Linked DNA regions of Homo sapiens: all the other regions are linked to region 1. The links are chromatin loops, found by intact Hi-C in ENCODE. Cell type or tissue: mammary epithelial cell. All regions are shown on one strand. Each heading gives the region's core, and the rest is flanking DNA. Links, peaks and the distances in the headings are about the cores only.

Region 1 (10,346 bases), core at 83-5,082:
GACTTTAAATCTTCATACTAGAGGCCTGAAAGATTTACATAGCACCATAATATCACTGAAAACTTCTGAGTTTGATTTATGCATTTATTTCTATTGGTATTATACTTTCATGTGTGTTCATGATAGCAATTACATCTTTACTGAATATAGTACTATTGGCTGGCGTTTTTTTTTCTTTTGGCACTTCTAATATATCACTTTACTCTCTCTTGGCCTATAAGGTTTCTGTTGAGCCCCTGTACATGATTTCATGCTTTTCTCTTTAGCTTTTGGAATTATCTCTTTATCTTGTCTTTGACTTTTGGCAGTTTCATTATAATGTGACCTCAAGGGTAACTTTTTGAGTGCTATGTCTTTGTAGACCCTCACTTTTCCTGGATCTGAATGCCCATATTTCCCCAAGACTTAGAAAGTCTTTACCTATTATCTTATTAAACTGGTTTTTCATGCCTTTCTCCCTTTCATCTCCCTCTGACAATTCTATAGCATGAATATTTGTTTGCATAATGTTGTCCTAGAGGTCTTATAGTCTTTTTCATTCTTTTTAAATTGTTATTTTTTTTCTTTCTGACTGGGCTATTTCAAAAAACTTGTCTTTAACTCTAAAAATTCTTTCTTTTGTTTTATCTAGATTGTTATTGAAGTTCTCGATTGCATTTTTAAAATTTCTATTTTTGAATTATTCAGCTCCAAGACTTTTGTTTATTTTTATATAATACTTATCTCTGTTGCATTTCTCATTCAAATAATGAACTGTTTTCTAATTTCATTGAAATTTTGTTTATGTTCTCTTGTATCTCACTGAGTTTTCTGAAGATCATTATTTTAGAATTGTTTTTCAGGCACTTTGTAAATATCTTTTTCTTTGAGTTCTGTTACTGGAGACTTATTGTGCTCCATTGGAGATGCTATTTTTCCTTCTTTTTCCATGTTTCCTGTGTCTCTATGTTGATATCTATGCATCTAGTGGAAGGGTTGTTTTTTTCTAATTTTATGGAGTACATCATATGTGGGTCCTGTGGGTTCTTTGGGTATGGTGCATTGGCTTTGGTTTCAGTTGGACTCAGTAGTGTGGTCTCCATACAATTTCTTCTATTGTGATCCTCATTGGTGGTGTCTGGGATTGCCTCAATGACTTAAGCTACAGAAGTTCGTGATAGTGGTGACATGTTTTTGCTGGGGATGAGGGCACCAGGTTGGATTTCTAGCCCAGTGTAAGTGGGCATGGAGAGCCAACAGGCCATCTGGTGAGCTCTCTTTGTGGAGCTGGGTTACCACTGGACTGACTGTCGAGCTATGTATACACAAGCAGGCTGGCTAGTTGTGTGGTAGTCTTTCCAGAAAATCAGGGCAAGTGCGGTGGCATGGTTGACTGTTCAACAGCTTCCCTTCTATGCAGATCCACCAGTTTTCTGTGGAAAGGTTGTGGAGGTATTGTATAGATTTAGATGCTAGGATCTCAATAATTCTGTCAGATCCAAGCTGTAGGCAGCCAAGAGCATGGTGTTCCAGACATTCACGGAAATGTGATGGAATGACAGCAGGCACTCAAAGCTGAAAACAGTCAGTGGCCCCTGGTCCCCAGAGCAGGATACGCTTTAGTAGTTTGTCCGGTTTCAAGATGGCGCTGTGCCAGATCAGCTTAAGAGTGGAGGCAAAGGGTGCTCAATGTGGGCTCCTTTTCTAAGACAATGCAGCCACAAAACCTCTCAAATACTCTCCAAACTGGATTGGAGGCCTGTGAAGAATGGGAGACCCTCCTGAATAAAAGGAGGAAACAGTAGAGGGTTCTGGGGGAAAAAAAGACACAGATGGAGCAGCAAAAGTTACTGATAGATATCAGAATTCAGTCAAGAACTGAAAAAAACAAACCAAACAAAGTTTGACATAGAAGTAGGGAGAAAGATTTTATTGCTGTGTACAAAAGTTTCTCATTCTCTTGGAGACATAAGGGAACAAATTCCACTCTTGTGCCTTTTTCATAAAGCACGGAACTTTCAGGCTATAGACACAAACTCTTGGCCAGCACTCTCTCTAGTGGTGGACCTATGAACTACCCCTCTGCACTTTTCTCAATTCCATGAAAATGCAGAAGACATCCAGTATTTAATAGTTGTTTATTACATCTGGGGAAAGAGAAATACATCCATAATATTGCATATCCACATATAAAATATAGATGTATTCATATGTATAAAAATCCATACATATATATTATATATATCATACAAATATATTATATTATATTTATATAATATATCCAATATTTTGGATATGTGTGTGTGCATATATCATGCATATATATATATATATATGTATTTCCAATAAAGAAAGTAATTTCCAATAAAGTAAGCATTTCCAATAAAGACAAAATTATATCCATGAGATCCCACCTAATAGGAAGAAGTGGCCCCTGCAGAGAACAAACTTGCAAAAATGTTCAGGGACCCAGAAATCAATGATAAGGGAAAGGATCTGGAACAGGCAATGTATAATTTGCTACCTTGAATTCTGATAGTTCACATAAGCAGTCTATGCCTCAGTTTCCTTAACTGATCTATTTGGATTGATCATATGTCCCAGCTTGCCTGGGACAGTTTTGGTTATGCCAATTGTCCCATATAATTATTAAAAATTCTGATTTTACTCTCTAAAGTGTCCCATTTGGGTGATGAATGATATGGTCACCCTAGTTATGTGATCCAAGGGTACTTTTTATATACTTTCATGGGGAGAAACGATTAAGCATGGAGCAATTGAGGTACAGCCAGGGGTCAAGTGCTTGGTACTCAGTGCATTTTTAAACTAAGGTTTTGTCTGTGGAGCTAATTTCACCAATGATCGTTAAATGTCTCTTTGTATCTTCAACATGTTATGAAGATGAGAGAATGGAGAGAGTATAAGCTCTGGATCTTATCAAATTAATAAAGTTAATACTACCCAGAAAGCAGGAAAACCCTCTTGTATTACACATTTCTTTGCATTTTCTGGCCTCTTGAAATCCTTAAAAACATTTAAAATCTTTCACAAATAACTGAGAAACATTGACAGTTCCACTATATTATAAAAAGGTATGGAAAAGGACAGAAAGCAATGATAACGAATGCATCATAATTTGGGTTTGGGTTAAGCTGGGCATTCCTACAGCCACGCATTTTATTTCTATAAAAATACACATATGAAACAACTTTAATGTCAAATAACAAGTGATTGGAGGAGTGATTATAGAGCATCCATACAATGCAACATATTGCAGCCACTAAAAATGATAGCATGCAGTTATATTTATTGACATGGAAAAGAGCTCATAGCATACCATCAAGTGAAAAAAGCTATTGCTGACAAGCAGGTGCAATATTATTGTAAATTTATGTACAATTACATAATATATAGTTGTATGTGTTTACATGGTTTAGAAATGTCTAAAGTGTTCATCCACATATTAATAGTGATTATCTCTGGGTGGGGTGATTGCAGAGGACTTTTATTTCCTTTCTATTTTTTAAACAATGAACATGTTTCCTTTTAAAAAACATAAAACATACAATTTACATGAAATTACAAAAGGAATTTCTCTTAAACTATAATTCAGAGGTTGAAATACTTATGCACAGATGATGAGAATAGGCATTGATATACGAAAGCTAAATAGTCAGAACCTACACACAATTAGAGCTCTTTCTACCGTCAGTATCTGCGCCTTCCTGTAGCCCCATTTCTTGTAACTACCCCCCCAACACCACCAAGAAAAAACAGACCCTAAATGTAGCACCACAATTCCTGTGGTGCCAGTCTTAAAAAAGGTGCCAAATGGCCCCGTCCCCTGATTTAATACCTTTGTGCAAACCTGTCCCATCTCATGTGAGCTGGACTTGGTGACTAACTTCAGTCAATAGAATTAAACAGAAATCACATGCGTAAAATAGAAACTAGGTCATAAAAGTAGTATGACATCACCCGGAATCTCTCTATTGCTCTAGTTGTCATGTCAAAAAACTACTTAGACAGACTATGAAGAGATACATAGGGTGAGAAACGGAGGCCTTCAGCCAACAGCTGGGAGAAGCTGAGTCCCATCAGCCATTCAAAAGACTGCAGCCCCAGCCAAGAGTTTGATGTAACCTCAGGAGAGACCCTGAGCCAGAACCACCTAGGTAAGCCACTCCCGGATTCATGACCCACAAAATGATGTGGGATAATAGATGTTTGTTGCCACATGCTGGTAAATTTTGGCAAAATCTATTACAGAACAATGGATAATCAATACAGTTTTAAACTTATTTGAGAAGTTCTGTCTCAGGAACAAGTAGCTAAGGAACCCTAATCTCAGCCAGCCTTTCCTTCCATGCCAGGCTCACTTGCTTCTGCACTGATAAAAAGATTCCTTGAATCAGCTGTTATGTGGTGGTTTTTTTTCTTTAATATCAATCATGTTTCTTGTTCTTGGCACTTAGTATCCAAGTCGGATATCTCAAAGACAAGTGACAGTTGTTTTTAGGTTGAAACTTTGCCTGAAATAGGGATTCCAGATGCACTGCTTGTTCTGATCTCTGAGTCCTGACTGTTCTTGCATTTAGTTGGTACTTCCTGAATTTTCTGGGCAGAGACCCATGTACTACCTGGACATCTTCCTTTGGCCAGTGATACCACAGTACACATTTGTAAGCACCATTTCTCTAAAACAGTGCAAGTGGGGGGAGCATTTATTGACTGTCAGTGTTTTAGATATGACTTAATTTAATTATTCAAAATGCTCTGAAAAGTATTTTCATTTTATAGACAAACATTGAAGGTTCAGAAAGGGTAAAAAAATGTCCTGGATTATGGAGTTCGTAAATGCAAACTCATATTTTTAACTCATACATATTTGACTCGTATACGCATGTACTTAACCCAAATAATGCATGGTCTCCCTAACAAATAGTTCTTTGTGGTAAGCCAAGGGGGAAAAAATCTTTCTGACAGCCTCCTTAGCTGCTTCCCTGAGATCCTTTCACCTGTATATTCATTCCTCTTCAGTGGTCATGATGTGTCTGGAGTTGGTTCCTTCCGGTGGGTTCTTGGTCTCTCTGACTTCAAGAATGAAGCCGAGGACCTTCGCAGTGAGTTTTAAATCTCTTAAGGGTGGGACGGACCCAAAGAGTGAGCAGCAGCGAGATTTATTGTGAAGAGCAGAAGAACAAAGCTTCCACAGCGTGGAAGGGGACCCAAGCGGGTTGCCGCTGGGTCCGCGGCTTCATTCTTGAAGTCAGTGAGACCAAGAACCCACTGGAAGGAACCAACTCCGGACACAGTGACAAACCTGACCACAGCAAGGAAAACATTACTATTATTCATGCCACTGGCAGGTGGGGTCTGGAATTGTTTTGCATGACACTTTCCCGGTAGATGCTCCTCCTGGGCCTATTCTAGTATATCACTATGCTACCTGTCCACCAAAGTTTATCCACGTGCAGCTTCTTCCTCAGCTTTACAGTAGGGACTCTGTTCCCCTGCTAGGACGGAAGTCTTCCATGTCCCAATCACCTGATTTAAAACTCTGACAAGCTATATGGCCAAGTCCTTTTCCTGGGTGGGTATTGACCTTGGCTTCCAGACACCTTTCCCCCTTGATTTATTTCCAAGAATGAACAAAGAAGAGCAGATCAGGTACAAATAGACACAATCGTAATATTGTCACTGACTGCAGCTTCTGTGTAGTTCTATCCCACACACTGTATTCATTATCCCTTTATCATCTTGGGGTCATTTTCATCGCATTAAACCCCTAAACTAATTGTCCTAAACTTTAGTGTGCATGAGATTCACCTACTCCACTACTTCTTGCTTCTACGAACTTGGAGAAGACAAAGTTCTTATCTAATCCTCAGGTTCTTTTTGTAGTGGTGATTTTTAATGAGAACTATCCTATAATGTGGCTATAAAAATTAAATGAGATAATCCATGGGAAGCATTTGGTATGCCTCAAGACAAATAGCAAATGATAGTGTTCTTTGTTATTAAAAGGCACAGGTGGGGACTTCAGATGCCCATTTTTAATAAGCAACTCTAGCGATTACAACACAAATTGCCATTAGAGCATACTATAAGAATTACTAACAGAATATAACTAAATCTTGTTTGGTTATTTTGATATTATTGATCTTATGCATTCTCTAGTTTCTCTTCTCCTTAACCTTTGCATCTAACTCACCAGGGAATGTTCTCTCTCTTTTCAGAATTTTCCGCTTTATTTCTGAGATGCTAAATGTCTCTCGCAAGAGATTTTATTTATTTTTTATTTTTTTTATTTTTTTCAGACTGACAACCTGGCAATAGTGACTGCATGGAAAGTGGCCTGCAGCTCTAACCCATATTCCATCAGAGCCCTTTCCTCTAGAGTTAGTCCATAATCTGTATTGGCTGTTGTTTTTTCCATATCCACTCATATAACAAATATTTCAGGATGTAAAGTACATCTTTTTCTGGAATAAGAGCCCAAAGATTATGAGCTACTTGTTAGTCATGGAAATGTCTGTGGTTTAGTATTAAATTTCAAGACAAACAAAAGGCACTTCCATTTTGGTTATGATGGATAATGGATTTTGGAATTATTCTTTGCTTGTACAAACAACAGTGGCATGAAAAATGGGACAAATAAATGGAACTAGTTTAGGTCTTGGCAACAGAGATCTCAGAATGCATGTTGTTTTTAAATGTCAGAAACATTCATCACGATAGCCCTTATATTGGAAAATAAAATGTTACAATAATCTTTAAAATTAAAGCAAACATAGTGACTATAATAAAATTGCATTAGAAGCCAATTAAATATTTCTAAAAAATACCCAAAATATTTAGTAATAAGTTGGAAAAAAGCAATAATCTGTAATAGTATTATTTATAATTAAATCAATATTAAATACTAAATAATGCAAGATAAAATAATAATTACATATAATTTCCAATAGTATAAAATGACTATAATATTTAGATAAAATTTGTGGAATTAAGCTGAAGTATTGCTTGGAGAAAAATCTATAACTTCAAATGACTTGATTAAAAAAGAAGAAAGGTTTAAGATTAATAATGTAAGTTTAAACATTAAGAAACTAGGAAAAGAAAGGTAAATTGATATTAAATAAAAGGAAGGAAATAATAAGGATAAAAATAAAAACACATATACAAGAATAGCAAATAGTCAACAAAAACAAAACGTCATCCATTGAAAGGACCAATAAGATTAATACACCTCTAGATTAAATGATCAAGAAAAGAAAGAGAGAAAACGCAAATTATCAATATCAGGAATGAAGGAGAAAACATCTCCAAGAATTCTAACAATATTACAAGAATCTGAAAAGATAATTATGAAATCTTTTGTGCCAATAAACTCTTCAACTTAAATTAAATAGAAAAATTCCCTAAAGTCATATTCTCAAAACTGTCTCAAGACAAAATAGAAAAAGCTGTGTGCCTATTAAAGAAAGCTAGTTTCTAGTTAAATATATTTTAGTCAAGGAAACTCTAGGCATACATAGCTTCCTTGATATATTCAGGCAAATATTTAAAGTACTGCATATCTGTTTTTAAGAAGATAGAGAAGGAAGCACTTTCCAATTCATTTTTTGTACTATCATTACTGTGACAGCAAAACCAGACAGGTATTACAATGAAGGAAATCTCGAGACGGATCTCTCTCAGGAGCAGATGCAAAAATTCTTAACAAAATAAATATTAACAAATCATATCTGATAATAGACTGTAATCAAGTCACATTTATTCAAGGCATGCAAGGTTGGTTTAACATTGCAAAGTGAATCAATATACATTACCATATTAACAGATTAAGAAAATAATGTATTTAGTCATTTCAATAAATGCAGAAATATTATTTAATACAAATTCTCAGCAAACTTAGAATAAATGAGGACTTCCTCAGCCTGATAAAGACATGTATAAATAATCTTCAGCTAAGATCTTATTTAATAGTGAAACCAAAATAAAAAACAGGAAAATAATATCCATCCATTAAGAGGGATATTGCTTTCCCCATTGTGTTGGAGCACCTGTCCAGTACAATAAGAAAACAAACAAGCAAACAAATAGTATGTGTAGTTTTTGCAATAACATAAAGATGATAAAGGTTAGGAATAAGCTAAGGGATAGATTTATAAGAACTTAATAAAAAGTATAAAGCATTGCTGAAATAAATTTAAAAACTCAAATAAATGCAGAAATATACCATATTCACAGTTTTGAAGATTGAATATTGTTCCTGGGTTGGTTCTTTTCAGAATGATAAATAGATTTTGTACAACACTCATAAAATTACAGTAGAGTTTTGCCACAGTGATTTGAAAGTCATATGTTCATTGTAAAAGTCATGTATTAATTTCAAAAGTTATAATTGCCAAAACTGTTTTAAAAAGGAAAAAAATTGAATTTAATATAAAGCTTCAGTGATCAAGGGAGTGCGAATTTTGCATAAAGATAAACAAATAATAGATTAACGTAACAGATTATAGTTTCTACAAATATACCTATAATTATCAAGTTAATTCTCAACAAAAGGCAACAAACCAATTCAATGAAGAAAATTAACATTTTAAATAAGTTATGTAGAATCAAATTGATAGCCCTAGGGAAAAACTATTCTCAACCGTTGGTTCATCCTAGGTGCAAGAGTAAATTTGAATGGATCTGATGCATTAATTTTAAGGTTAAAATTATGGTTTCTAGAGGAAAACAGGAAAGACATCTTTGTGATCGAGACAAAGTAGAAAAAGACTTTTTTGAAATCACAGTTCCATAAAACATTAAAAAGTGATGAATTGAACTTTATAAAAATTAAATTCCACAGTTCATCAAATGAATCTTTATAAAATTAAAATGTATCATTAGCACAGATATCTGAGAAAGGACTTTTTCCAGAAAAAAAGAACTCCTGCAATTTAAAAAAAGGGGAATGATACCTAAAGCCAATAAGCACATTACATTTTTTAATGTGCTCAGCATTATTAGTCAAAAGGGAAATACAAATTCAAATCAAATTATGATATCATACAAATCCACAGGAATAGCTAAAGCCACTACACCAAAATGCTGATGAGAATGTGGAGCTATAAAAACTGTTTTGTTTTTTTTTTTGAGAATGTAAAACATTATAAGCATTTTGCAGTACTCTGGTAGTTTCTTACAAAGGTAAATATTCAGTGATCAAACTATTCCACTACTAGTTATTTAAACAAGAGAAACCAAAACAAATACCACAATAAGACTTTTATGAGAATGTTCAGAGCAGCTTTATTCATAATATAAAAATAAAACTAAAAATAATTCAAATATCTATTAACAAGACAATGAATAAATAAAGGATGATATATTTATAAAATGAAATACCATTCAGGAATATCAATATTTGTATGAATGAAATGACATGGGTGAATCTTAAAAACGTGATGTTGAGCTAATACATTCTGACCAAAACAGTACGTATTGTAAGATTTCATTTATTTGAAATTCTATTATAGGCAAAGCTTAATTTATGGAGATAGAAATCAGAGTAGCAGTTGCCCCTGGGTGGGAGTTTGAAGCCAGACTGCCTTGGGATGTGGCAGAGAGTCCAGGCTTTCCGAGATGTTGCAAATGTTCTCTTCTGACTGGGGAGAGGTTATATGAGTATATGCATATGTTAAAACATATTGCAATGTAAATTTAAATTCTGTGTATTCCACTCTATGTAACTATATTGGTGTACTTACTCTGTCATAAGAGAATACCATAGACTGAGTGGGTTAAACAACAGAAATTTATTTTCTCACGGTTCTGGAAGTCAGAAGTTCAAGAACAAGGTGCCTTCAGAGTTGGTGTCTGATGAGGCCACTCTGTCTGACCTTTGCTGTGTGCACACTAGGGAGAGAGAGAGCTCTAGTATCTCTTCCTCTTCTTCTAAGAACACCAGTTCTACTCAGTTAGGGACCTACTTTTATGACCTCATTTTACCTCACCTTCTTAAAGACTGTACCTACAAAAATCAAAAAAGAAAAAGAAAAAAACTTTATCTTCAAAAAAGTCACACAGAGAGCTAGAGGTTCAACATATGAATTTAGGAGAGACACAATTTAGTTCATGGCAGTAACTTATAGACTTAAAATGGAAAAAAAAGGCAGCGAAAAGATACATTTATGTTCTAAGGGAAGTTTCATTTCTAGTTATATTAAAACTAAACATTATTATTATTATTTATTACTATTATTTGAGACAGTGTCTCACACTGTCGCCCAGGCTGAAGTACAGTAGTGCGATCTAGGCTCACTGCAGCCTCCTCCTCCTGGGTTCAAGCAATTCTCCCACATCAAGTTCCC
Region 2 (10,346 bases), core at 3,632-8,631, 69 kb before region 1:
TTGCAAAGATCTCTTCACCCCAGCATTCCTTATCCCCTTTTTCTTCATCTATTTTTTCTTCCAAATATTTTATTGTGTACTTTTATGTATTTATAATATTAATGTCTTATTATGTCTTACCTTCCTGGAATATAATGCTATAAGACCAAGGTTCACTCTTGTATTCCAGGATTATAGAATAATGCCTGACACACACAGGCAAACAATAAATATGTGTTTAGTGAATGAATGACATATGTAGAGTTCTGGGGCCATGTCTTTCTCACTGAGCTCGATGGTGGCTTCTGTATCTTCCTTGACGTTTTGAGTCTCCTCATAGAAATTGATGCTTGAGAAGATAACTAAAATGCATGTGATAAAATTTTCTGTCAAACTTCTTGGCTATATTGAGGAAAATAATGAATGCCTGCAATTATCAAAGCCTATTGGAAAGAATTTTAATTAAGTAGTGGATGATAACTCAGGCATGATTTGGGTAGATTTGCCTATAAACAAGCAAAAAGATTCTATTCTATACAAATGGTGTATTTTTCACTCACAGACTTGACCAGCAGTAGAATAATTTCTTTAGTTTGGAAAATTTCAGGTTTACATTAATATAATTTCATCATAAACTATCACATTTTTCTCTCTGCTTTCAAGTACATAATTCATTTTATAAAGAGCTAAAGATGTTTTTAAAACAATTTAGGAGAAAGTAAGCAAAATAAAGGTCTAAAAATGTTAGCAAGAAAGCTAACAAGTTTCTTATAAGAAACCAGGAGAACTTAACTGTTTACAGTCTCCACTTTCCTGCAATGACATTGTAGGAAGAACACTGCATTTGTTTCAGCTCTTGCGAATTGAGCAAGGTGAATACGCTATATGCGATGCAGGCTCGTCCTCTGCAAAATGGGAGCAACAATAGTCTATCAAGTTACTGAGTAGCATCACTGAGAAAGCACAAAGGAAACTCTTGGTACACCATCTTGTATACCAAAAATAGTTTAAAATGCTCCTGAATACTGCCTTTGATTTGAGTGTCAAATTCCTGTCATTCAGTTAGACTCACATCAGGTCTCTCATGAACCTGAAATGTGTGCTTCCTTTACCCATGATGTCTCCCTCAATGTTCTACAAGTCATATTCATGTTCATTATCCTCACTTCCATCCTTGCCATTCTTTCACTTGTATCTTTCTGCCCATGAAAATCTTTGCCTGGAGAATTGTGTTAAAGAAGAAGAGGAAGAAGAAGGAGAAGGTTAGAAGAAGAAGAAGAGGAGGAAGAGGAAGAGGAGAAAGGAAGGAAGGAAGGAAGAAGAAAGAAGGAAGAAGGAAGAAAGAAGAAGGAAGAAGGAAAGGAGACTTCTGTCAATACCCATCCAAGCTTAGCAGGATAGGATGTTGTGCTGTGACTCTTTCATAATGCCTGTCACTGGCCTGGTATGGGTACTGGTGGAACGTTTGCAAGACACTGGCTGTTCTAGAGTAAGGTGAGGTAGATGCAAAAGGAAGGGGTGAGAGGTCACATGGACAGCTGTCAAGGAAGGGGAAATTAAAAACAACCTTGAAAAGCCAAGAAAGCCTTTTGTGTTTGACGTGTTGTGTTTGACGTGATGAGAAATATATAACCAATTTGATTATAGGTGTGGCTCTTTGCAGGGGAGACATTGATTAGACATTGGAAGAAGTAAGGAAAAGGTAGATTTATGGGGCCTGTGAATATCAGATGAAAAGGATGGTATGAGCTGAAAATAGAAAAGCCTGCTTTTAAATCACTCTGTGAGTAGAATAAGAACATAGAGAACAGCTCATCTTTTACTTAAGACAGTCTATAAAAGCTAAGAGGGGAAGACTTGCTACTGACAGAATTAATGAGTTCTCTCTCTCCACCAGTCCCTAAGCTCTTCCACTCAGACAAGGAACCTCAGGGGTCCCAGGGAACAGGGGCCTCAGGAATAAGGAGAGAGTCTTTGACCTTGTCAAAATGCATTTCTGCCTGAATCAGGACATGGCTATTTATCTTGTGAGACAGTCCCTGGTCAGGGTGTGAATAGTTCTTTCTTTGTGAATTTTGGTGACTACATCCTTTCAGAGACAACTCCCCAAAGATGTCATTCTCCTCACTGAGAGTTATTTTCACACACACAACTGCAAATTCTGAGACTGTCTAGAGGAATTCAAATACAATCCCTTGCCAGAGCCTCAAAATCTTCTGTCAATTAATATGATGACTTGACCTCTGAAATCCACAAGCCTGTAAACAAAAAGTGGGTTTATTTTAATCTAACAAAAAACTAGCTATAACTTCCAAGTATAAAAATCAAGTCGCCTAGATTCTAGAATGCAATAATAGTAACTCTTCATTCTTGCTTCACATCTAGTTTTTTTTTTTTTTTAATTTTTATCAGCATACCCCAGACATATATTTAGAAGTTAGATACACGCTTGGACATCTATTGCTTCTGTGTTGTTTTGTAAAAAAAGGGTGAAAGACAACCCTACGGTATTGGAGTTAGTATTTTAATTTTACAAACCGAGGCTAGATTTCAAAGTTGTTTTATTTTTGTCTCCAGAAATAAATATAAAATCAGTGTTATTTGATTCTAATCTTAATTTCCTGTTTTGGGGTTTGAAAAAAAATGTCTATAACAGGGTTGAGGGTCGCTTTTCTTCTTCTCTTTGGCAAAACGCTTTTCTTGTCAGCTTGGATGCTCTTCAGTACTCCTTCTAAATTTTACTCCTACTCCAAGGGTAACTTGGCTTGCCAACTTGTTCATCAAAGCTGCCCTGCACTTCTCAGGGGAATACTAGCTCTCTCCTTCTCAGGACTCTTCAAGACTCACTGGGAAAGTGTCCTTACTGCCCTTTATGGGTCATGATTTGCCTTGATGCCCCATTGTTGGCTCAAGTAGATCATAAGCAATTCCTAGACAGGGGCCAGGCAACACCTATTATGTTATGAATTGTGTTATAAATTATGGTATGAATTGTATTACCCCCAAAATTCTTATTTGGAGTCCTAGCCCTCAGCACCTTATATGATCTTATTTTGTTTGGAAATAAGTTTGTTGCAGATGTAATGAGTTAAGATGAGGTTGTGCTGCAGTAGGGCGAGCCCAATCCAACATGACTGGAGTTCTTATATAAAAAAGGAAAACGTGGACACAGACACTGTATTAGTCTGTTCTCATGCTGCTAATAAAGACATGCCTGAGGCGGGATAATTTATAAAGGAAAGCAGTTTAATTGACTCACAGTTCCACATGGCTGGGGAGGCCTCATAATCATGGCAGAAGAGGAAAGAAGAGCAAAGGGACATCTTACTTGAGAGCCAAGCGAAAGGGGAAACCACTTATAAAATTGTAAGATCTTGTGAGACTTACTACCATGGGAAGAGTGTGGGGGAACCACCCCCATGATTCAATTATCTCCCACTGGGTCCTTCCCACAACATGTGGGAATTATGGAAGCTAGAATTCGAGATGAGATTTGGGTGAGGACACAGCCAAACCATATCTGACACCCACGGGTGCCATGTGAACATGAAGGCAGAGATTGGGGCGATGCGTCTGCAAGCCAAAAAACAAAGATTGCCAGGAAACCACCAGCAAGCAGCCGCTAAGAGAGAGGGATGGAACAATTTCTCCTTCACAGCCTCAGAAGAAGCCAACCCTACCAACATCTCCATCTTGGATGTCTAGCCTTCAGAATTGTGAGACAATACATTTTATCAAAGCCACCAGGTGTGCGGTACTTTGTGACAGCCCCAGCAAATGAATACACCTTCCCTCAATGTCTCATAAATCATGCTTTGGTATAATATTGGGAGTAAGAAAAATGTATATTCTAATACAATCTGTGTCACATGTCAGCTATATGTTACTTAATTTCTCCAAATCTTAAAATTATCACATTAAAATCAAATCACTGACAATGCTTACTTAGTTTCCTTTCCTTTTGGTGAAAATTGAGTAAGATCACCCATAAAAAGACACTTAAAGTGTAAAGCACCTGACAAATGTTAGGTATGAACATTTTCATAGATAGCCACTGAATTTCTGTTGATGGGTTGAATAAAGTGGAATTAATGTGCCTTCTGTGAAAATGAATTTAGACACGGTCATTAGTGATGACCAAAAAAAAAAAAAAAAAAAAAAGCATACTGATACTCAGCAGAACTCGCCACTTTTGTTATTTAGTGCAAATACTCTCAAGCACTGTATCTACAAGGGCTTAGAGTCTTATTTGTTGAGATTACATGCTCCAAACTTTCTTGCTCCAATCTGGTCGCCACATCAGCAATATCTAGTGTTACTAGGGCACTTGCTAGAAATGCAGAATTCCAGGCCCCACCCCAGACTTCGTGAATCAGAGTCTGCATTTAATAAGATTCCTCATGTTAAAGTTTGAGAAAACTGCTGTAAAACATGTCTCCTATGTAACTCATGTTTTTAGAACATAAAAAATCATGATTAATACTTTTTTTGCAACCAAATGCATGCAACATAGAAAAAAGTCCAAGCTTTAGCATTTGACAGCTCCGGTTTTTAATGCTACAGCTGCCATGAAGTCCCTTAATATGTTGTGACTGAAACAAGATGATTTACCTTGTTAAGCTTCAGCCTTATAGCCTATAAAAGGGGGACAACAGAATATATATATTTTTAATTTTATTATTATTATACTTTAAGTTTTAGGGTACATGTGCACAATGTGCAGGTTTGTTACATATAACAATTACATTTAACTTGCCTGGGTCTAGAATAGCATTGAGAGATACTGCATGCAAACCAAGAGACATACGTCAGGTATTAAAAAAAAAAAGTCTAGGGGTCTGCATTTGTCCAACAAGTGCCCCTTCTGGTGCTTAATTTCTGATTGGTTAACCACCGTAGGGAAAGAAAACAAATTTGTCATGGGGGTCAGTGATTTCAAAGGAGGCCAAGTAATTTTATATCGTTTGTAAATTTTCTCATTAGAAAAGGTACCTATGACTTGGATAGCAGAAAAATGTGACGCTCACTGAGACTGTGCTAAGATCCCGGAGAGGAAGCCTCTGAGTTTTTCCGCAGCTCCAATCTTCCTTTGGAAGATATAACCATCCCTGAGATCTGGCATATGTTTCGCCAACTTCTTATCTGTCTCCGATGCCGTGGCACTCACAGCAAAAGGCGACATTCACTTAGAACTCTCCGTGGGAAACACCTCTTTGAGCCGCCCCCGGTTCAGGCATCACTGAACAGAAGTGTTTCATGTCTGCCGAGGCTGCTTTCACATGATTTTATTGTTTTGATCTTTTGAGCATCTTTTCAGTGCCAACACCGTCAATACATTCTTCCGAGAGAGGTCATCAGAGCATTGGTAATGAGCTGAGCAGGAGGCCATGTCATCTGAGTAAGCTCTGGGGAAATAGAGGCACTTTGTTCCTGAAACTCACATGGTGTGACCTGCTTGCTGTGCGAAATGTTAATATTTTGCTTCGTGCTTCCTTCCCGGTGCCACTGCCAACACTCAGAAAGCTTCTGGGGAGTTTGCTGCACATTTTGTGAAGACTGCATGGAGCCAAGCCAGATGTCAATGTGTGAATCAGAGCACTTCTCTCGAATTCGTGACTGTTCACTTGATTCTTTAGCACCTCCACGGAGGCTAAAATATGCCTGTTTGGAGGTGATATTTACTTTCTTTTCCTTAGTCAGATGATAAGATTATGTGGTGTGTGGATGACGGTGGCAATGATTACCTTTTCTCAGTAACTACAGTAAGAGCTCACGTCACAACATTGCCTCCTTAAGATCCACTGGCTTCCTCACCCCTCTGATGGAAGTAGCTTCAATTTTCTCAATGAACCTAGAGGCATTGGTCTATTCTAGTCAGATGTCTTTAAGATTTGGCGAGTCTCTCTTTTTTCTTTTTTTGAAACGTTTCACTGAAATAAAACTAACCTCTGGATTCACTGATGAAATACAATTATATTTATATATGAATGAAAGGTAAATAGATGTATTTATCTATATATCATAGTTATACATGTATCTTCATACATATGAAATATAGATATATATTCATACATATTGAAATATAGACATATGTACACATTCTATATTAATGTTTTATGATACAAATAAAATCTATAAATACATATGATACAAATACAATATATACATTATATTATACAATATATAAATTTATATATAGTATAATATATAAGTACAATACAATGGTATTATTGTATACTATTGTACTTATACAATAAGTACAATATTATGTATATATTGTATATTGTACTTATACAATAAGTACAATATTATGTATATATTGTATATTGTACTTATACAATAAGTACAATATTATGTATATATTGTATATTGTACTTATACAATAAGTACAATATTATGTATATATTGTATATTGTACTTATACAATAGTATAACATTGTATAATACTATTGTACTTATACAATAAGTAAAATACTATGTATATATTGTATATTGTACTTATACAATAGTATAATACTATGGTACAATACTAAATACTATTGTATTTATACAATAAGTATAATACTATGAATATATTGTATATACTCACACAATTATAAAAAATTATATATAAATTTATTTTTATATAAATAAATTGTTCTATATAGTACAATACTATTTATATATTGTATAAGTAATAAGTACTATATAAAGTACTTTATATATTGTATATTTGTATACAATATATAAATAGTATTATACTATATATACACATATATACTGTATATACATGTATATGGTGTACTTATACAATATATAAATGTATATAGTTACATATGTATTACAACACATAAACAAACAATCAATAAGTATTGTTTGTCACTGGCCTGGCATAGGTACGTGTAATTCTCCATATAGAATTACACTGTCACTGGTCTGGAGCAGGTATTGGTGGAACATGTATAAGACACTGGTTGTCCTAGAGGAGGGTGAAGTAGTTGCAAAGGGAAGAGGTGAGAGGTCATGTGGACACTTGTCAATTGAGGAGAAACTAAAAACCACTTTAAAAAGGCAAGAAAGCATATTGTGTTTGAAGCGATGAAAAATCTATAACCAATTTGATTATAGGTGAAATATATTGCACATGTTTGATTATATATAAGAATATAGAAATGTATTATTTACCTGCATATTGTAGAATGAAATGTAAAGCAACTGACACTATACATGGCAAATGCTTAGTTCTTTTTCCTTCCTACTCTGCCCTTTGTAGGAATGTTCTAGTAAATTCCCTACATGGAGCACACATTATCATTGCTATATTTTGGAAAATGATCAGATACACAAAAAGTAACTGGAGTAAGGATGAACTAGACTGAATTAGGTGGTGCTGAGACCACAGAGCAGATATGTCTTCCAAAGAGAAATAGCACCTGGGCAAATAAAAAAAGTGAGCCATATGAACTTCAGCTTTTATCTTTCCTCAACTCTTAGGAAGTGTAGCCCAGCAATACAGCAGAGTAGACAAATACTATCACAACCAGAAACAGGCAGTTATGACAGGGGACTGCTCAATGTTACAGAGGAAGTTATTATAAGAAGAAGTATAGTTTTAATAATGATGATCCTTGCAGTTTTAAAGTTCATTTTGAATTTAAAACCAACTTCAGATATGTAGGGGAAAGTGTGCCAATGTCTGCAAGTTACTAGAAAGTACATTAAAAAAATGTGGATTGATGAATGGAGTGATGAACAGATGGACAGACATGTCATAAAGCAAGTATAGTAACATGCAAATGATAGATTTTTCCATTTATGGATATATGGATGTTTTTGGTACAGTTCTTTCAGCTTTGCTTTATGTTTGAAAACTTAGTAACAGAATGATGAACAAAGATGATTTAATGGACCTGACCCCATACAATTTTTCATGCACGTCCCTGTGAAGAGACCACCAAACAGGCTTTGTGTGAGCAACAAGGCTATTAATTTCACCTGGGTGCAGGCGGGCTGAGTCTGAAAAGAGTCAGCTAAGGGAGACAGGGGTGGGGCCGTTTTATAGGATTTGGGTAGGTAAAGGAAAAAGCGGGGTTGTTCTCTGGCAGGCAGGAGTGGGGGTCATAAGGTGCTCAGTAGGGGAGCTTTTGAGCCAGGATGAGCCAGGAGAAGGAATTTCACAAGATAATGTCATCAGTTAAGGCAGGAACGGCCATTTTCATTTCTTTTGCGGTGGAATGTCATCAGTTAAGGCAGGAACAGGCCATCAGGATGTGTACATGCAGGTCACAGGGGATATGATGGCTTAACTCGGCCTCAGAGGCCTGACATTCCTGTCTTCTTATATTAATAAGAAAAATAAAATGAAATAGTGGTAAAGTGTTGGGACAGAGAAAATTTTGGGGGATGGTATGGAGAGATAATGGGCGATGTTTCTCAGGGCTGCTTCCAGCGGGATTAGGGGCGGCATGGGAACCTAGAGTGGGAGAGATTAAGCTGAAGGAAGATTTTGTGGTAAGGGGTGATATTGTGGGGTTGTTAGAAGAAACATTTGTTGTGTAGAATTATTGGTGATGGCCTGGATATGGTTTTGTATGAATTGAAAAACTAAACGGAATAAGAGAAGGAGAAAAACAGGAATTAAATGTCTAAGAATTGGGAGGACCCAGGACATCTTATTAGAGAGTGCCTAAGGAGGTTCAGCGTAGTCCTGCCAGCAAAGATTATTTATTTACTTCAAGAGTTAAGAGCGGCAGTTTGGGGATAGCACCAGGAGATATCAGCTGTGATGGCTTGGAGAAACTGTAAACTGGCAGTGTAAACAAGAGCAGGGCATGTATGAGTAGTTGAGAACGGTGAATAGGAGTATCACTAGACAGAAGATAGTAGGGATGACAAGTTTTTTGGGACACAGTCCAAGTTGGTCTGGTGTCTGGAATAAGACTGGGGCCTAATAAAAAGGAGTGTCTATACAGGAGCTCATATGGGCTGTACCCTGTAGCATTCTGAGGACAGGCCTGAATTCTGAGAAGCGAAAGTGGTAAAAGTATTGTCCAGTCCTTTTTAAGTTGGTGGCTGAGCTTGGTGAGGTGTGTTTTTAAAAGACCATTAATCTGTTCTACCTTTCCTGCAGACTGAGGACCGTAAGGGATATAAAGGTTTCACTGAATACTAAGAGACTGAAAAACTGCTTGGCTGATTAGACTAATAAAGGCTGGTCTGTTATCAGACGGTATAGATGTGGAAAGGCTAAACTGAGGAATTATGTCTGACAGAAGGGAAGAAATGACTGCGGTAGCCTCCTCAGACCCTGTAGGAAAGGCCTCTACCTATCCAGTGAAAGTGTCTACTTAGACTAAGAGGTATTTTAGTTATCTGACTCGGGGCATGTTGAGTAAAGCTAATTTGCCAGTCCTGGGTGGGGGCAAATCCTCGAGTTTGATGTGTAGGGAAGGGAGGGGGACCGAATAATCCCTGAGAAGCAGTAGAATAGCAGATGGAACACTGAGAAGTTATTTCCTTGAGGATAGATTTCCATGATGGAAAGGAAATGAGAGGTTTTAAGAGGCAGGCTAGTGGCTTGTACTATAGCATAGCCTGCCTTTGATGGTGTGTGGTGATTAGGCCTGATGGAACTTCCATCAATAAACTAAGTGTGATCAGGGTGAGGAACAGGAAAAAAGGAAATATGGGGACATGGGGTGAATGTCAGTTTGATCAGAGAGATGCAGTCATGAGGGTCAGGTGTGGTACCTGGAATAATGTGGGAGGCCGGATTGAAGTCCAGGCCAGGAACAATGGTAATTGTGGGAGACTCAACAAATAGTAAGTACAGCTGAAGGAGCAGGGAGCAGAAAGTATATGCGTCAGGTGTGAGGAAGAAAATAGATTTTGGAAATTATGAGAGCTGTAGAGAGTGAGTTGAGCATAGTTTGTGATTTTAAGGGCCTCTAAAAGTATTAGGGCAGCAGCAGCCACTGCACGGAGGCATGATGGCCAGCCTAAAACAGTAAGGTCAAGTTGTTTGGACAAAAAGGCTACAGGACATGATCCTGGTCCTTGTGTGAGAATTCCGACTGCACAGCCCTGCACTTCAGCTGTGTGTAATGAAAAGGGTTGGGATGAGTCAGGGAGAGCTGGGGTGGGGGCAGTCTCTAAAGCTGTCTTCAAGGAATGGAAAGAGGAGTGGGGAAAGGATTTAGGATCTATGGGGTCAGCTAGGTTTCCTTTTGTGAGTTTATATAATGGTTTTGTTAGGATGGCAAAACCAGGTATCCAAAGGCGAAAGTATCCAAGCATGCCTAGGAAGGAAAGGAGTTGTTGTTTTGTAGAAGGGGTTGGGGTTTGAGAGATCAGTCGGACACTATCGGCAGGGAGAGCACATGTGTTTT
Region 3 (10,346 bases), core at 1,895-6,894, 1.1 Mb before region 1:
CGCTTGCTGTTTAGCTGGGCACATGGTCGGAGCTACATGTCTTCCTTGTAGCTATGCATGGCCATAAGTCCAAGCTTTGGTCAATGGAATCTAGGTAGAAAATCAAGTCAGAATTTCCAGGATACTCCCTGAAGTTGTTACGCACTTTTTATTTCTCCTTTTTGTTTTCTTTCTCCATCCTGTTGCCTGGAGTACAGACATCACGATTTCAGGCTGTAAGATTAAGGCCAGTACAAGGGAGGGAGCAAGAAGGCGGGAAGAACAGGGTCTCTGAGGACTTTCAGGAGCAGAGCTGCCAAAGAGCCTTGGACTGCTTACCTTGGGACTTGACTTACATAAGAAAAAAAAAAAATAAACGTCTATCGTGTTTAAGCCCCATTTTTTTAAATGTCTTGCAGCCTTTGATGTTTTATCTCCTTATGGAGGTTAGTGTTTGGCAGTAACATAGCAGAGCAGCTGATCAAAGGCACGAGGAAGGCAACATGTATTTCATGGGAGCTGAGTCGAGAAGTTTTAGGTTTAAATCCTGGCCCTGTCACTCTTGAGCCATGTGACCTCAGGCAAACCCAGTTACTTACAAGCCTCAGTTAACTAGGGTTAACTTGTAGAATGGGAATAATACTACCTACCCCCAAATGGCTGTTGAGAAGTTTTGGTCCATGGAATTTAGGTGGGAAATCAACTCATAATTACCAGAGGATAACTTCTTGGCTCAGTGCCCAGTAACAAGATGCTGTGTTGTGTGTTTTTCTTTTCGAGTTTAACGTCACAGCCAAATCCTTCTCACTCAACCCAGGTCGTTAGCACTGCTTTCAGATCTATATTGAGAACTTGTTCTGTTTTTAGTGCTCATTTTTAAGCAAAATGTGTGGCTTTTTCAGCATTCAACTCTGTTGATATCCACCTGCTGATTCTTCACAAGGGTTCTTCAAGCTGGGATCCCCTTCAGCTGTGAGGCACAGAGATTCGGTGGACACCATCATCTGGGTGTCCCCTTATCATAAGATTTAAAAAAATCCTGAGGCCAAAATCATTTGGCACATAACACCAACACATGCACTGTTATGGGTTTGAGTTCTACTTTGCTGATGTCTTTCCAAACTTTCTGACTTCTCTTGGACTTGGCTTACCTTATCTTTTTTTTTTTTTTTTTTTTTTTTTGAGATGGAGTTTTGCTCTGTCACCCAGGCTGGAGTGCAGTGGCACAATCTTGGTTCACTGCAACCTCTGCCTCCTGAGTTCAAGTGATTCTCCTGCCTCTCAGCCTCCTGAGCAGCACCACCACATCTGGCTAATTTTTGTATTTTTAGTAAAGATGGGATTTTACCATGTTGGCCAGGCTGGTCTTGAACTGCTAACTTCAAGTAATCCACCTGCCTCAGCCTCCCAAACTGCTGGCATTACAGGTGTGCGCCACCATGCCCAGCCAGTTTACCTTATCTATACAGTGAGAATAATAAGATCAGCACTGTGTAGCTAAATTAGATAAGTTTATAAAGTGCCAGGCACAAACTGGTGACTCCATGTATGTGAATGTCTTTCCTTTTTCCTCATCCACAGGTCCTAAGACTTGGTTGTGGTGTAAGAGAACCAGGGATCAAACTCTGGGGTCTGGATTGACAGCCCCATGCACTTTCTTTCCTCTATACTGTGCTGCTTTTCACAGTTTTTGTCTTTTAGGAACCATACAGTATTTGGGGAAAGAGGGCGTCAAGCTGATTTTACCCCAGTGTAATGAGAAATAGGGTAGTCCACACCCTTTCCCCTGGCAGGTTCCAAACTTCAGAACATCTTCAGTTTGGCATCGATCTATATCTGTGGGGAAAGGGAGAAATCTACTTTCTTGCATTCCTTTTCACCATCTCTGAGTAAAGTATTATGAGAGTAAATGAGTTTTTGACTATATGGCTTATAATTGGGAAGAAGAAGAAAAGAGGAAGGAAGAGGGGAATGAGAGAGAGAGAGATAGAGATAGAAAAAAATATATACATATATACATTTACATGCCATATAACCATATTTTGGTCAATGATGGATCACATATATGACCGTGGTCTCATAAGAATATAATGGAGCAGAAAAATTCCTATTACTGTTATAGGAGTTATTAATAAATTATTTTAGGCAAATGGAGAGGAAAAGGGGTCCTTGGAAAGTTTTTGTTTCTTTTAAAGCAGCTCCAGAAATGCTTCTTGTCTAACAGGAAAGCCTGGGCTCTTAGAGCCAGCTAGCAAACTTTGATATGGAAATGCCAGCCATTAGAAACTGGGTCCACCCAAACTTGGTGATTCCCACCCTGTTCTTCTTGCCCTTGTCCCCACATGTGCCTGGCAACATGGCCACCCCCACATATCCCCACCTGTGTAGAACACCATGGTGCCTTGCATTTGCATATTAAAAGGCTAGGGTAGGAGGGCCAGTTTTATTCACGGGCTACATGAATGACATGCCTGGTCAAACCAATCCCCTAAACCCTATGCAAATCAGGCACCACCTCCTCCAGCCTCCTCCTATAAGCAACCACTTTTCTGCCACACAGGGGTTTTGTCTTTGTTCAAATCCCCCTCCATCTCTGTATGGGGGAGCTGTTTTCTTCTTCCTTCCTTCTTTCTTGCCTATTAAACTCTCTACTGCTTAAAACCACCCCACATGTGTCCATGTTGTTTTATCCAGTTCGGCACAAGACTAAGGACCCTGGTGTTCCTCCACTGATCGGATCCATATCATTACCTAATGATGTTGTAGCCATTATAACATCATAGCACAATGCATGACTCATGTGCTTCTGACGGTGACATTGGTGTAAACAAGCTCACTGTGCTGCCAGTCATATGAAAGTCTAGCACATACAATTATGTACAGTACATAATACTTCTTAATGATAAAATAACTATAACACTGGTTTGAGTGTTTACTATATCATACTTTTTATTGTTATTTTAAAGCATCCCGCTACTGATTAGAAAAAGTTAACTGTAAAACAGTCTCAGGCAGGCCCTTTCGGAGGGATTCCAGAAGAAGTCATTGTTATCCTAGTAGATGACAGCTCCATACGTATCATTGCCCCTGAAGACCTTCTAGTAGGACAAGATGTGGAGGCGGAAGGCAGTGATATTGATGATCCTGATGCTCAGCAGCTCTAGGCTAATGTGTGCATTTGTGTCTTAGTTTTTGGCAAAAACATTTAAAAAGTAAAAAAAAATAAAATAAAAATTAAAAAATTAAAAATAGAAAAAATTCTTCTGGAATAAGGACGTGAGGAAGGGAAATATTTTTGTAAAATGGTACAATGCGTTTGTGCTTAAGATAAGTCTTATTAGGAAAGAGTAAAAAAGTCAGAAAACTTTAAACATTTATAATTGTAAAAGTTATGGTAACCTAAGGTTAATTTATTATTGAAGAAAAAATATAGTTTTATCAGTTCGATGTAGCCTAAGTGTAGAGATTCTAATGTTGACGTGGGTTTACGGTGATGATCAAGCCTTCGCATTCACTCACCACTCATTCGTTAACTCATTCAGAGAAATTTCCAGTCCGCAAGCTCCCTTTATGGTAAGTGTCCTACACAGGTGTACCCCTTTTATCTTTTATGTTGTATTTCTACTGTACCTTTTCTATGTTTAGATACACAAATTCTTACCATTGTGTTACAACTGCCTACAATATTCAGCACAGCAACATCCTGTACAGGATGTTTTGTTTGTAACCTAGGTGCAATAGACCATGCTATATGGCCTAGGTAAGTAGTAGGTTACACAATCTAGGTTTGTGTAAGTACATTCTATGACGTACACACAATGTTGAAATCACCTAACGATGTATTTTTCAGAATACGTCCCCATTAGTATGTGACACATGACTGTGTATGTATATATATGTGTATATTCATATACATATACATACACACACACACACATATAAAGAGAGAGGAGAGAGAGAGACTCAGTCATCTAGCTCTCTGGGTATTTCAGTTTATTCACTGGACAACAGTTCTTTGATCTGAAGATTATGAGCTAATAATTCGAAGCCACAGATAGTCCAAACTCACAGAAACAGCTACACAGGAAACACTTAACAGGGGGTTGAAGAACAGGCATAATGTTCTAAGTAGGTGGCCCTTGGAAGTTTACTTCTGTTCTCTAGTTCTTAATTTCCTCATATGTAAAATATAGTAATACAATCTCAGACTACCCGAGTCCCCAGGACCTTTAATTTTTTTTTTTTTTAAATCTGTGCCTAAAGCTGGTTATATGGAGCTACCACAAATTGGTTGAATGAATGGATGGGTGAGTGGGTGAATGGTGATAGGGAAGGCAGCTGCCTCCCACCTCATTCCTTGATTGCCCTTAGAAATGCAAATGAAATAATAGAGACATTTGTTATCTAGAGAATAGAGAACAGCTTCTTGGTGGGAACAGTCTGGATAGTTTTCTTCTCTCTCTCTCTTTTTAACCCTTGGTCAGCAAGTCTAAAGAATGGCCCAGAACTACTTGAATTGGAATTATCTTGTTAAAAGTAGGGATTCCCTGGCCTTACCATATGCCTGCCAAAGAGCGTAAACCCTAACATGGGCTAGAAAATATTCATTTTCAACTGTTGTGATTTTTAACTATTGTAATTGAATTTTGAAGACAATGTTAATCCTTGAGTTTACCAATCTTGGGATGATCTGAAATCCTGGCTTGTCCCAGAGATTCAACTATCAATTTTTTTATTTGTTTCTGTTCACGAATATTCCCAACACCCTGGGGAGAGAACCAGGAGGATCCAGCCTCTGCTAAATTAATACAGGCATTGCAGCATCTGGAAACAGCCAGCAGGAGGCATTGGATGCTCACATATTCTATACCTGCCTGTCTCCCTCTTGTCCTAAAATCCTTATTAATTTTTCTTTTACAAGTAGGAAAAATCAACCTTGAAGACTGCTTTCCTTAGAAAAACTTAAAAGTAGTATTTTCCCTGACAAGATGAAATTTCTTGTCTTTTAAATCAAATCAGCTAATATCTATCTTCATCAATGTTTTTATTATACGTGGAGGCTTAAGACAGAAGGACCCACTTTCTAAATAGGGCCATCTTTTCCAGTTTCATTCTTTATTTAGGGGAAGGAGAAAAACTCATGAGTTTATTTTATGGAAAGCATTGCACTGTTCTCTGTGTATCAGCCTCCGAGAAGGTATTGACCTTGACAGACTGTCCCAGTTGGAACATGTGTCTGTCTTCTCCAGGCTTGGAATGGTTTTCTAAAGAATATTTTTCGATAGATTGTTTTTAGTATACAAAATCATATGCTACTGTAGAAAGTTATAAGACACAGATATGCAAAAAAGAAGGAAATAAAAATTACTATACTGTTACCACAAATAATCCAAATATACAAATATTTGATTATAGTCAAGTCACTCATACACATACACAGACACACACACAATCACACACACCTCACATCATAGATATATAGCTTATAAATATACAATCACTCCTTGTACCCTATTTTTTACCTGCTTTTTCACAAAATCACATGCTATCAACATATCCATGGCAATGAATGTGCTTCAACATCATCATTTTAATGGCTTCCTAGTATTTTCTCGCATGAACGCCCTCTCCTGTTTTCAAATGATCCCATCGTCAAAAATCAGAAACAACTTGAAGGATCTGGGAATGTTATCAAGCCACCGTCACGCACAGTCTTTTTTGTAAATCCTCATGCATATCTTAATTAGATCAGGTCTGCTATTCTTTGGTAGACATTTGTAGTGGTTCATAAGTATGCCTAGGCTGATTCATAAGTATGCATAGGTCTGCTGGGCTGTTATTTCTTTCTCTCTCTCTCTTTTTTTTTCTTTTTTGAGACGGAGTCTTGCTCTGTCGTCCACAGCGCCCAGGCTGGAGTGCAGTGGGGTGATCTGGGCTCCCTGCAACCTCCATCTCCCGGGTTCAAGTGACTGTCCTGCCTCAGCCTCCCAAGTAGCTGGGACTACAGGTGCCCACCATCATGCCCAGATAATTTTAGTATTTTTAGTAGAGATAGTGTTTCACCATATTGGCCAGGCTTGTCTCAAACTCCTGACCTTGTGATCCGCCTGCTTTGGCCTCCCAAAGTGCTGGGACTACAGGTGTGAGTCACCGTGCCTGGTCTGGGCTGTTATTTTGAACAGACTGGGAATGTCATAATTTGCTGCTAAGTGTTTCTTTCCGGTAAGGTGTAGGTTCGAGTGTGTATGAGCAGGCCTGGGCGACTTTATATCAATGGACTTTTGTGGGGTTTCGATTTGTTTTCTTTTTCCTGCTGGTGTCTCTAGATTGCTGTCAAGGAAACGGAGTGCCCATCTGCCCATTTCTCTGTGCCTTAACCAAGGTGGGGAGCAAGATGGGAGGAAGAGGATACAGGTAGTTGGAGCTGGCTGCTGTATTTTACCTGTGTGCTTTATGATTCACCGGTCACCAAGCACATCAGACAAGCCACTTCATTCCCAGGTACCACCCCCTTAGAATATTCTCTTCCCTCCAGGATGCCAGTGCAGGATGGGAGGGGTGAGAGGTGCAGGTAGGTGGAGAGGTGCATTTGATACTAAAGACCCCAACACAATTTGGTATCATCTACCTTGAGAGAAGACAATCTTGTTTAGGCCTGACTGGGAAGTTGAATGAAAACTTTTTCTGTAGAGGGATTAAGGCTGGGTGCTCTCTCCCTGTGTGAACTCGTATTTCCCACTTTCACTTTTGCTTTTGCCCAGTTCTCCCAGCTGCTGGGTGGGACATGCTGAGTGCTGGTTTTGTACTCCCACATGCTCTATAGTGAAACTTTCAAATGCCTTTGCTGATTACATAACTCCTTATGACTCCATCGCTTCTTTGGTGTTTCCTCTGGACAATGTCTCCATTTTTCTGCCTCATTCCAGTCATTCTATCTAGACACCAGCTTTCTAGGGAAGTTCTGTGGGACTTTCCCTGAAATAATAACCCTCCCCAGTGAATACTACATGCTTTTTCTCAAACTTTAATGGGCTCCTGTTAAGTGCGTAGTACCAGAAAATAGGCTATGAAGAGAGATACAGGAGAGGCATCAAAGGTGGCTTTTGAACCATTCATTCTTTCCACTCATGTTTTGGGGGTAACCAATTATATGGAATTTAGTTGAGTGAATACTAGTGAGTCACCATAAGACTGGCACTGAGGTAGACTTATACCCATTGCACAGATGAAGGAACTCAGGCTCAGAAAGATCTGTGCTTCATGCAAAGCTGCACAGCTAAGTAGAGAGCCAGGATTCCCATCCAGCCACCCAGCCTCCAAAGCTTTGGACAGTCACAGATCAGGCTGTACCCTGGGGCAACTGGAAGGAATGGCATTACTAGCTAATGTCATTTCAAATAGGCCATAGTTTTATTGAAATAAAAACAAAAAAGAATGGAAATAACAGCCCAACAGACCCATGCTGACATTCCCACCACTTAGGTGACAGAGAGCCCCGACTCACCTGTGGCACTATTGATGCGAGGCCATGACCTAGGGCAGAAAAGAGAACCAAGTTAAATGTCCATTGCTCCACCTCCACCGACCCCCCGCCACATAGGAACAGGCAGTCATCAAACGTCATTGTACAAGTCAGCCTCTGAAGCTGCTTTATGTATGTACTATTGTAGACCTGAAGTCACATATTATTCTATTATATATAGAAATATTGTACATATTTCTATTTTCTGGAAAATAGCATGTAGAAGAAAATAAAAATTGACACCACAGGTTATATGTTGGTTATTCTCATGTAAATAGCTGTATACGTACCTGAAGATGTATGCATACATTTAAACACATATAGGTAGTGTTAAATCAAGCTTAGCCTAAAGCTGCCTCCTTACATATTTTAAGTTCTGCCTAAAGGTTTCTCTATACATCATGAACTATAAACAGATGGTAGCCTATAGTTGTGGCAATCACCGAGTTTTGGCCAATCAAATGTAGCCAACTGTTCGAACTGTGTTCAAATCAGGCAAACGCCGAGCTGTAACCAATCCAGCTGTTTCTGTACCTCACTTCCATTTTCTATATATCACTTTCCTTTTTCTGTCCATAAACCTTCTTTCACCACGTGGCTGCACCGGAGTCTCAGCCTCCTCTGGCTGGGAAGGCCACCTGATTCTCAAACCATTCATTGGCCAATTAAGCTCCTTTAAATTTCATTCAGCTGAAGTTTTTCTTTTATCAGTATAAATATAAAAGAGCCCAGCATGGTGGCACACACCTGTAGTCCCAACTCCTCAGGTGGCTGGGGTGGGATGATCACTTGAGCCCAGGAGTTCACGTCCAACCTGGGCAACATAGCAAGATCTCTTGAAAAAATAATAATATCAAATAACGTGTAGGATTTTGATGTTACAAATATATTCTATATCTTCAAATGTTATTCAAAAACAAAGTATTGATTATCTACCTCAGTGGTCCTCAACCATTTTGGCATCAGGGACCAGTTTCCTGGTATTTCCACAGATGGGGGTGGGGGATGGTTTCGGGATGAAGGGAAGAAATTGTTCTACCTCAGATCATCATGCGTTGGTAGGAGTCTCACAAAGAGCGTGAACCTAGATCACTCTCATGCACGGTTCACGGTAGGGTTTGTGCTCCTATGAGAATCTAATGCTGCTGCTGCTCCGACAGGAGACAAAGCTTAGGCGATAATGCTTGCTTGTCCACTGCCCACCTCCTGCTGTGCCCAGTTCCTAACACACCACAGACCAGTACTGGTTCGTGGCCTGGGTGTTGGGGACCCCTGATCTACATGATATTTTGAAGGGGCATTTAGGTTTTTGCTAGTCCTAACTATGTAAAATGCTGCTGCTGTGTGTATTTATCATTTTAAACCTCATCTCTGAATCTTTCTTTTTTTTTCTTTTTTTTTTTTTTTTTTGAGACAGAGTCTCTGTCACCAGGCTGGAGTGCAGTGGTACGATCTCTCCTCCCAGGTTCAAGCAATTCTCCTGCCTCAGCCTCCTGAGTAACTGGGATTACAGGCACGTGCCACCACGCCTGGCTAATTTTTGTATTTTTAGTAGAGACGGGGTTTCACCATGTTGGCCAGGATGGTCTCGATCTCTTGACCTCATGATCCACCCACCTCGGCCTCCCACAGTGCTGGGATTACAGGCTTGAGCCACCACGCCCAGCTTGAATCTTTCTATATAGAGATGTTATCAAGCACAATGAAGGGGTCAAATAATGTGAACACTCTGGGCCCTTTGTTGCATATTACTCAGTAGCTTTCTGGATGAGCTGCACCAATTTATATTAATTGATATTCTTATGCATGGAATGTGAAGTGCTCGTCTCACTGTATCTCACCACCATTAAATCCATACCTTATAACCAGTTTGCCTACATGGCACTTGATTCCGCATTTTACCCATTTCACTTCCTTGATGACTAGTGAGATTGAATTTCTTTTTTCCCAAAAGGTTTTGGGCCATTTATGTGTCTTCTTTCGTAAGTTATCTGTACATGTCTTTGCCCATTTTTTTTCTTTTTTTTTTTGAGACAGAGTCTCACTCTGTTGCCCAGGCTGGAGGGCAATGGTGCAATCTTGGAATCTTGGCTCACTGCAACCTCCGCCTCCCACGTTCAAGCCATTCTCCGGCCTCAGCCTCACAAGTAACTGGGACTACAGGCATGCGCCACCACACTGGGCTAATTTTTTGTATTTGTAGTAGAGATGAGGTTTCACCATGTTGGCCAGGCTGGTCTCAAACTCCTGACCTCAGGTGATCCACCCGCCTCAGCCTCCCAAAGTGCTGGGATTACAGGTGTGAGCCACTGTGCCTGGCCTCATTTTCTGACAAGGTCTTTGCACAGCCACAATCCAACCATTGGATGGGATCCCTTTGGAAACACTTTTTCCCTAGGTTTTGGGCCATGCTTTGAAAAGCCCCGAGGCAGTGGAAGGCTCCCGAGGATGCTACTTCGGTGAGCTTACTTGTTTGTGCCTTTAATAATCCCAGGCCTCTGCATTACACCTTTCCTCCAAGGCACTCAACGTGCGTCACAGGAGCAATTAATTGAACATCGCAACACACGCCAGGTGTAAATATTTATGAGGTCTCTTCGGTGTCTGGGACGTTGGGCACAGAACAGTGAAGCAGTAAGATGTTTGTAACCAGGAGACCACGGTCTACAAGTTGAGTCTGACTTCAGCGTAACTTACTGCCTTCTGTTCACCATTTTAAACCCCAAATGAAATAACCTGTGGGCTCGCTGTTATCGCCTCAACTTTACAGAATAGGAAATAGGGTATTCAGAGGGCTCTACAACTTGCCCAATCCACAGAGCCTCTAAGAGTGAGGGATTTGACA

The links. Peaks named below come from ENCODE experiments on the same cell type or tissue, not always from the same donor. Only the 100,000 strongest peaks of a DNase experiment are listed, where the experiment ranks them.
Region 2: it touches region 1 in a loop (10-fold over the local background); 4 of 110 quality-filtered maps call a loop at or near these places.
Region 3: it touches region 1 in a loop (5-fold over the local background); 43 of 110 quality-filtered maps call a loop at or near these places.

The regions. Positions count from the first base shown.
Region 1 is chr4:11,718,462-11,728,807 of GRCh38, forward strand. All of the region lies in intron 2 of LOC107986178 (a long non-coding RNA gene), which reads left to right. Among named protein-coding and RNA genes, the nearest start is that of LINC02360, 46 kb to the right of the region's middle. In mammary epithelial cell, for the core only: a CTCF peak has its summit at 2,041; no DNase peak of the experiment used is centred there; H3K27ac peaks cover 386 bases.
Region 2 is chr4:11,645,683-11,656,028 of GRCh38, forward strand. The region is part of intron 2 of LOC107986178 (a long non-coding RNA gene); the gene reads left to right. Among named protein-coding and RNA genes, the nearest start is that of LINC02360, 120 kb to the right of the region's middle. RefSeq lists an enhancer at 4,501-5,700. In mammary epithelial cell, for the core only: no CTCF peak of the experiment used is centred there; no DNase peak of the experiment used is centred there.
Region 3 is chr4:10,577,444-10,587,789 of GRCh38, forward strand. It overlaps CLNK (cytokine dependent hematopoietic cell linker), which reads right to left. Exons shown (of 19, transcript NM_052964.4): 4 at 7,484-7,512. Among named protein-coding and RNA genes, the nearest start is that of CLNK, 100 kb to the right of the region's middle. RefSeq lists an enhancer at 951-1,000. In mammary epithelial cell, for the core only: a CTCF peak has its summit at 4,823 (motif pointing right); a DNase peak (open chromatin) is centred at 6,848.